Linked DNA regions of Homo sapiens: region 1 is linked to region 2. A link is a loop called in an ENCODE intact Hi-C map of the cell type or tissue named here. Cell type or tissue: psoas muscle. All regions are shown on one strand. Links, peaks and the distances in the headings refer to the core of each region. The heading gives the core; the rest is flanking DNA.

Region 1 (2,912 bases), core at 236-2,735, 48 kb before region 2:
AGTGTGTGTGTTGGCATTTGGGGGTGTTTGCTCTCAGGACATGTGAATGCAAAGCAAACTCAAGCCTCCCTCACCGTGCACAGTCAGGGTTCTGGGCTGAAGTGTAGACAGAATTGGTTTTTAATAAAACAAGCATTTTGAGAGCTTGGATAAATCTGCCTGCCTATTTTTGTTATAGACATGGGGCCTAGCCAGCTGGGAGAAATGTGTCCATGTTTTACAAAAACACTGCTAACATTGAGAAGTGATAACTTTTTTCCTGCAATCCAAAGTAAAAATCACAAACCAGTCCACTCAGCTTTGATATCTTAAATGAGAGTTTCTGGGGTTTTCTCCGTGGTAAACCGGCCTCCCTGTGTGCTCTGTGTGAACAGGCTTGTGTTGGCACAACCTTCCCTACGATCACCTCTCCCCACCCCATCCTGGTTTTTATCTCTAAAAATGTCAAACGTAGAAAACATGAAAAATAATACACTGAACATCTGTCTGCCCTCTACCTAGATTTAGCAGTTGTTCACATTTTGTCACATTTGCTTTACCTCTTTATGCTTTTTTTTTTTTGGCTGAGCCATTTGAAGGTAAATTGTGACCAGCATCACACTTTACTGCTAAATACTTCAGCTAAGTCTCCCCAAAATAAGGACAATCTCCCACATAACCACAATTTCATCATCATACTTAAGAGAATTAATAATAACTCCATGATATCATCTCATATCCAGTCCATAGTCACATTTCCCCAAATGTCACAAGTCTTTTATAGCTGGAGTTTTTAAAAGCTAAGATCCAATCAAGGTCCACACGTTGTGTCTGGTTACGTTTTCAGTCACTTTCGTTTCTAGAAGAACCTCCTCCTACACATACATGCACACTTTTTTTTTTTTTTCAATGTTTCTGGCTTTTTGAAGAGTTCTGGCTGCTTGTTGTGTGGAGTGCCCCACATTCTGGAGTTGTCTGGGTGTTTCCTTGTGGTGTTTGAATTGTTTCACTGGCCCCTGTTTTCCTGAGTTTGGTCTGGAGCAGTTATTAGATTCAGATACCCAGTTTTATGGCAAGAACACGCCATAAGCGGCGCTGTATGTTTCATGTACATTCCACCAGGAGGCATGTGACATCACGCTGCCCCACTATTAGTGTTAATAAGGTTGATGACTTGGTGATGGTGGATGGAAGACCTCTCAGTCTCTCCCTCGTAAAGGTACATCTTCCCCTGGGCAATTAATAAGGGATCTCTGCAGTGATAATACTTTGAGATCATGTGAATACTCTGTTTCCCAGTAGCCTTTCACCCAGTGATCACCTCCTCCTGGTAAAATAACAGAATACAGTGACAGCTGAATTGGAGCTGGAGCTCACGAGTGAAGGCGCCTGTCTTTGGGTCTGGAACCCAGCACAAACTCAATCAGTGTCGCTGTCCTTTCCTCCTTCTGGAGTGCCAGCATGGGCAAAGGAAGAACGCCCCTTTTTTCATGCCAAGCTGGTGTTGTGGCCAATGTTAGCATACTGGCTGGCTCAGAGCTTTCATTTTTAGAAAGTTTTCAGGTTTTCTAAATGTTTATTTATTTGGTAGCATTTATCCATAATGGCAATCTGCTGCTTGATTTATCATGTAACTTCATTAATTTCGAATAAAATCAGGACAACAGGAAGTTGTCTGAATTAGGGGACAATCTGAGTTGTAGAATAACTTACCAAATGCATTTTTTTTAAACTTTTGAATACCTCTGTTGGCCACATGTTGCCCTGTTGGGGCCTCTCATGCTTCTGCTGCTTTAATATCTGTTTAAAGTCTTTTGCAGTTAGTATATTTGCACAAACATGAAGATTTGTTGAAGGGGTTTTACAAGTGGTTAAAAATAACAGGATCCCTGGCTCTGGATCCAGCCTGACCCAGCATCCATGTCTGCTTCGCTCTGCCATGTGGTGCCCCTGAGCAACTTCTGCATTTCTCAAAGCTTCAGTTTTCTCCCCAGTAACATGTGGTAATAATCTGTCTTTTCTGGGGCTATGGAGATGAGAAAGAATGTGTTTGAGGAAGCTGGGTTGGTGTCAGGCACATGTTAGGCCCTCCTTGGGGGTGTGTCTTCATCCTTGTTATTACATTGTATTCATGAGTTGGGCTGAAAAATGTTTCACAAGTGCTTAAGTAACTTATTTTCTGAATTAGGTTAAACATTCCCCTTTCTTTCTTGTTTGTACAATGTCTTTACCTTTAGCCCTCTTCACAGAGTGCATGGCAGTGAAAAAAAAAAGAAAGAAAGAAAAGCACCTTTAGCCCAGCCAGCACAGTGAGTGTGAATCCAGATTAGCATGCGCCAAAACAAGGTGGCTTTCGTGGCCAAAATAATCTTCCTTGACCTAATCTTTCTTGTGTTTTTACCGGCAGGGCCCTCATGTGGGCTCTGAGAGAGAGGGCAGTGGGTGCCTGGGGCTGCCCCACTTCCAGGTGATGAACCTGCTTCAAGTCGCTGGCTTTTCTTTGCCCAGGGCCCATGGTAGTAGGTGGTGGCGCTGGCCCCTGGAGCCGGCCTCTTTTCTGCAGCCTACTCTTCACTGAGTTCCCAGCATGCCAACCCCCCTCACAGGAACCCTGTACAGAAGCGGTCGGTGAGCAGGTGAAGTGCCTTGTACAAGGGCTCCTGGTTAGTAAGTGCAGAACTGAAATGTAAGCCGGGTCCCTGGGACCCCAGACACCCTGAGCCACTTCCTCTGTGCCTGCCGGCTTTTTCCACCCCTCTTTCCACACAGGTTCACTTTCTGATTACTCCGTATCTGTGGCTACTTCACCTCATTTTTTTTCTATCTGAACAATTCTGATTTTCTTTCTTGATAATTATTTTTATTTAATTTTATTTAAAGCATTATTGTTTTTTGACTGTTGATAACATTAAAAATATAAATTTGAAATGACT
Region 2 (2,912 bases), core at 173-2,672:
TGTCACAGCCCTGGGCCCCGGCCCATCCCTCCCACCTCCTTGCCCCAAGGACTTCTCTCTTCACTTCCTTGTCCCTGGCCAAGGTGTTTGGGGTGACCCATGCTGGACAGGTAGAGTCCAAATTCCTCCAGAGTCACGTTTCTGCTCTCAAGAGGCTGAGGTATCAGGGATGGCCCGGGGAGTTGGGTAAGGGATGGGAGGTGGGGAGGTGGGAGACAAACAAAGCGACTGGGTCCTGCTTCATCATCCACAAACATCAGTCCACTCATGGACAGAGAAGGGAGGGGCAGCCCCGCTGTCACTGGAAAAATCAACAACGGATAAGAATAGCAGTCTTGCTTCATACAGCTTCTGCTGCCAGCCGGCAGAAAGAACAGCTTTTCTGAGCTCCAGCAATGAGCACTTCCTAACTTTAGTGCTTTTTAATCCTATCTTAGAATCTCTTAAAAGAAAGGCCATTTTAGTATCTTCAAATAAGGAATTCTCTGATTTTATTTAAAATACTGCATTTGTCTGTTAAGGATGAGGTAATCCTTTGGACTTTTGGGGGGGCTCATTAAGTACCTTTAGAGCTTTAGAGCCAGTGTTCTGGGGTGCGTGTGGGGGAGTGGGGTGGGGACATCATCTCACTCAGATGCCTGGGCCCCATGTGACTAAGCACCCGCCTGTCCCTGCAGGAGACCCTCTGCAGTGTGGAGCCTGGGTCGGGCAGTGCGCTCTTTACATCGTGATCATGATTTTTGAAAAGTCTGTCGTCTTCATCGTCCTCCTAATACTTCAGTGGAAAAAGGTTTGCTTCGTCCCTGCATGAGCAGCTCCTTGCCACGCTGAGCAAGCAGCACTTCCTCCCCATCACCCACATACGCCAACTCTAGGAAAACCAAACTTGTTTTAACTCTATGAATGTGTCCTGCATTTGGTCTGATGTGGCAACTACTCCAAAGAGCTTGTCAATTCTTAGCATCCATCCACTTTAAATGTCTGTTCTAGATGAAGCCTTGGGATGTATAAAACTAATGAAATACAGTCCCTGCCCTCGGCTTGCTACCATCTGATGGTGGTTTTTAGGCCTTGCGACAATACATGTTTCTACATCGGCAAACATCCTGTCACACACCTCTCTTGGCTGGTAGTTTAACTGAGCCATGTGGTGCCACGGGCAGCTTCCACAGTCTGTGACCTTCAGTGTGCCGATGCCCTGGCCAGCCCACGGGCTCCCCAACCGTGGCTTCCGCCCTCTGACCCCAGTTCTGTGTAGATAAACCCCCACTCCTCATCCCCGAATGCCCACATGAGACCAGCCAGAAGCTTTGAGAACAAGTGGCTCAGCTTGGCCTCCTTTGGGTTTTATTTGTGTTTGGATTTTATTTAAGAAAATAAGCCAAGGCTTTTCAGTGCTGTTGTCTTTTAGGGGTGGTTGAGGTGTGGGATTTCTGTTAGAAAGTGGTCTGGGGCCTCATTGCTGGTGTCTATAATGAGCATCCACTGTGTTCACCCCTCCAGCCCCCTGAAGCCCACACTCCACTCTCCCGGTGGGCACTGCTTGCCTTGCCCTGGCTTGGTGGCTGTAAGCCCACTGCACTTTGCAAGTCCACACTGAGGGGAAAGCTGCCAAAGCACCAGATGCTTAATGTGGTCTCCAAGGGTTCCTTGTGGACAGTCTCATCTGGGAACCCTAGGCATGAGGTGCTGCTCCCATTGGGCTTTGGAGGAAGCGTCTTAAGCTAAGGCTCCCTCAGGGCCTATGGGTACCACCCACCCACCCCAGGCACACTCTCGGTGGCCTCTCCCTACCTCACTGAGTCTGCTTCTCTTTACAGGTGGCCCTGTTGAATCCCATTGAAAACCCAGACTTGAAGCTGGCCATCGTCATGCTGATCGTCCCCTTCTTTGTCAACGTCAGTGCCATGTTGCATTTTTATCCCGATTTGCTCCCTGTCTGGCAGGGTTCCTGTCCAAAGTTCTGAGTCTGACAGAAAGCTCACCTGTAGCCCTCAGGTCTTTTTGCGTGACCATTTGCCACCTCTCCCACCCCCAGACCTGGAAATGGCAGGATTACCCCCTCAAAAGGCAGGGCCCCATACCAGGGCTCCCGTCCAGGATGGAGGGGCCTGGGAGCTTTGTCTTGTCCTCCCTGCCGAGGGGCCTCCCACCAAGAAGCCCCACCCATGTGTAGCGCCAGCCTCTAGTTCAGGATTGTTCCAAACGTACCCATCGTTCATTCCTGACCACGGATCTTGAGAAACTCCCGAGCACAATGGCTCGAAGTTAAGAAACAGAAGTGGTGAGGGAAGCTGGGACAAACAGATGACAGCAGGGTGTGCCGGCCACCCACATGGAGTCTGTGGGGAGGGGCCTGGAACGCGTGTCCAGAGACCTTGCTTCCAGGCCCCAAACAGGCTGTTCCCCCTAGTTACCACAACAAAAACCCGTCAGGGCACGTTCCTTGCACACTCTGATCAGAAAACTGAACCCGAGGATGTGGAGACTGGGAATCTCTTTCTAAGCTTTGGGAGAGAGCAGGGTGATTGGATTGGGTTTTTCTTTCCATAGCTCTGGATCTTATAACCTGGAATGGGAGTGGGCGGATGGGGGCTGTTCGGCTTTGCTTTGAAAAATGGTTTATCCCAAAGTAACCTGCACTTTTCCTTCCCACAGGCTTTGATGTTTTGGGTAGTGGACAATTTCCTCATGAGAAAGGGGAAGACGAAAGCTAAGCTAGAAGAAAGGGGAGCCAACCAGGACTCGAGGAATGGGAGCAAGGTCCGCTACCGGAGGGCCGCATCCCACGAGGAGTCTGAGTCTGAGGTAGGGCCTCCCTGACTCTCCAAGGGCCCAAGCCGTCGTATCGCTGGCCCAAGGGGGTCTCTGGTCTCATGTCTGTGTATGTTCTTCCCTTGAGTGCAGAGTCA

The links. Hi-C counts contacts between places; a loop is a spot of excess contacts. Peaks named below come from ENCODE experiments on the same cell type or tissue, not always from the same donor. Only the 100,000 strongest peaks of a DNase experiment are listed, where the experiment ranks them.
Region 1: a loop joins it to region 2, with 5 times the contacts of the local background. A loop is called at or near these places in 27 of 110 quality-filtered maps.

What each region holds. Positions count from the first base shown.
Region 1 is chr3:52,891,021-52,893,932 of GRCh38, reverse strand. The region is part of intron 1 of STIMATE-MUSTN1 (STIMATE-MUSTN1 readthrough); the gene reads left to right. The region is part of intron 1 of STIMATE (STIM activating enhancer); the gene reads left to right. Among named protein-coding and RNA genes, the nearest start is that of STIMATE, 5.1 kb to the left of the region's middle. In psoas muscle, for the core only: a CTCF peak has its summit at 1,309; no DNase peak of the experiment used is centred there; H3K4me3 peaks cover 1,816 bases; H3K27ac peaks cover 2,500 bases.
Region 2 is chr3:52,842,707-52,845,618 of GRCh38, reverse strand. It overlaps STIMATE-MUSTN1 (STIMATE-MUSTN1 readthrough), which reads left to right. Exons shown (of 10, transcript NM_001198974.3): 5 at 678-790; 6 at 1,821-1,898; 7 at 2,659-2,808. STIMATE (STIM activating enhancer) reads left to right here. Exons shown (of 8, transcript NM_198563.5): 5 at 678-790; 6 at 1,821-1,898; 7 at 2,659-2,808. Among named protein-coding and RNA genes, the nearest start is that of MIR8064, 2.4 kb to the left of the region's middle. RefSeq lists an enhancer at 634-1,134. In psoas muscle, for the core only: no CTCF peak of the experiment used is centred there; DNase peaks (open chromatin) are centred at 318, 1,168 and 2,348; H3K4me3 peaks cover 505 bases; H3K27ac peaks cover 2,500 bases.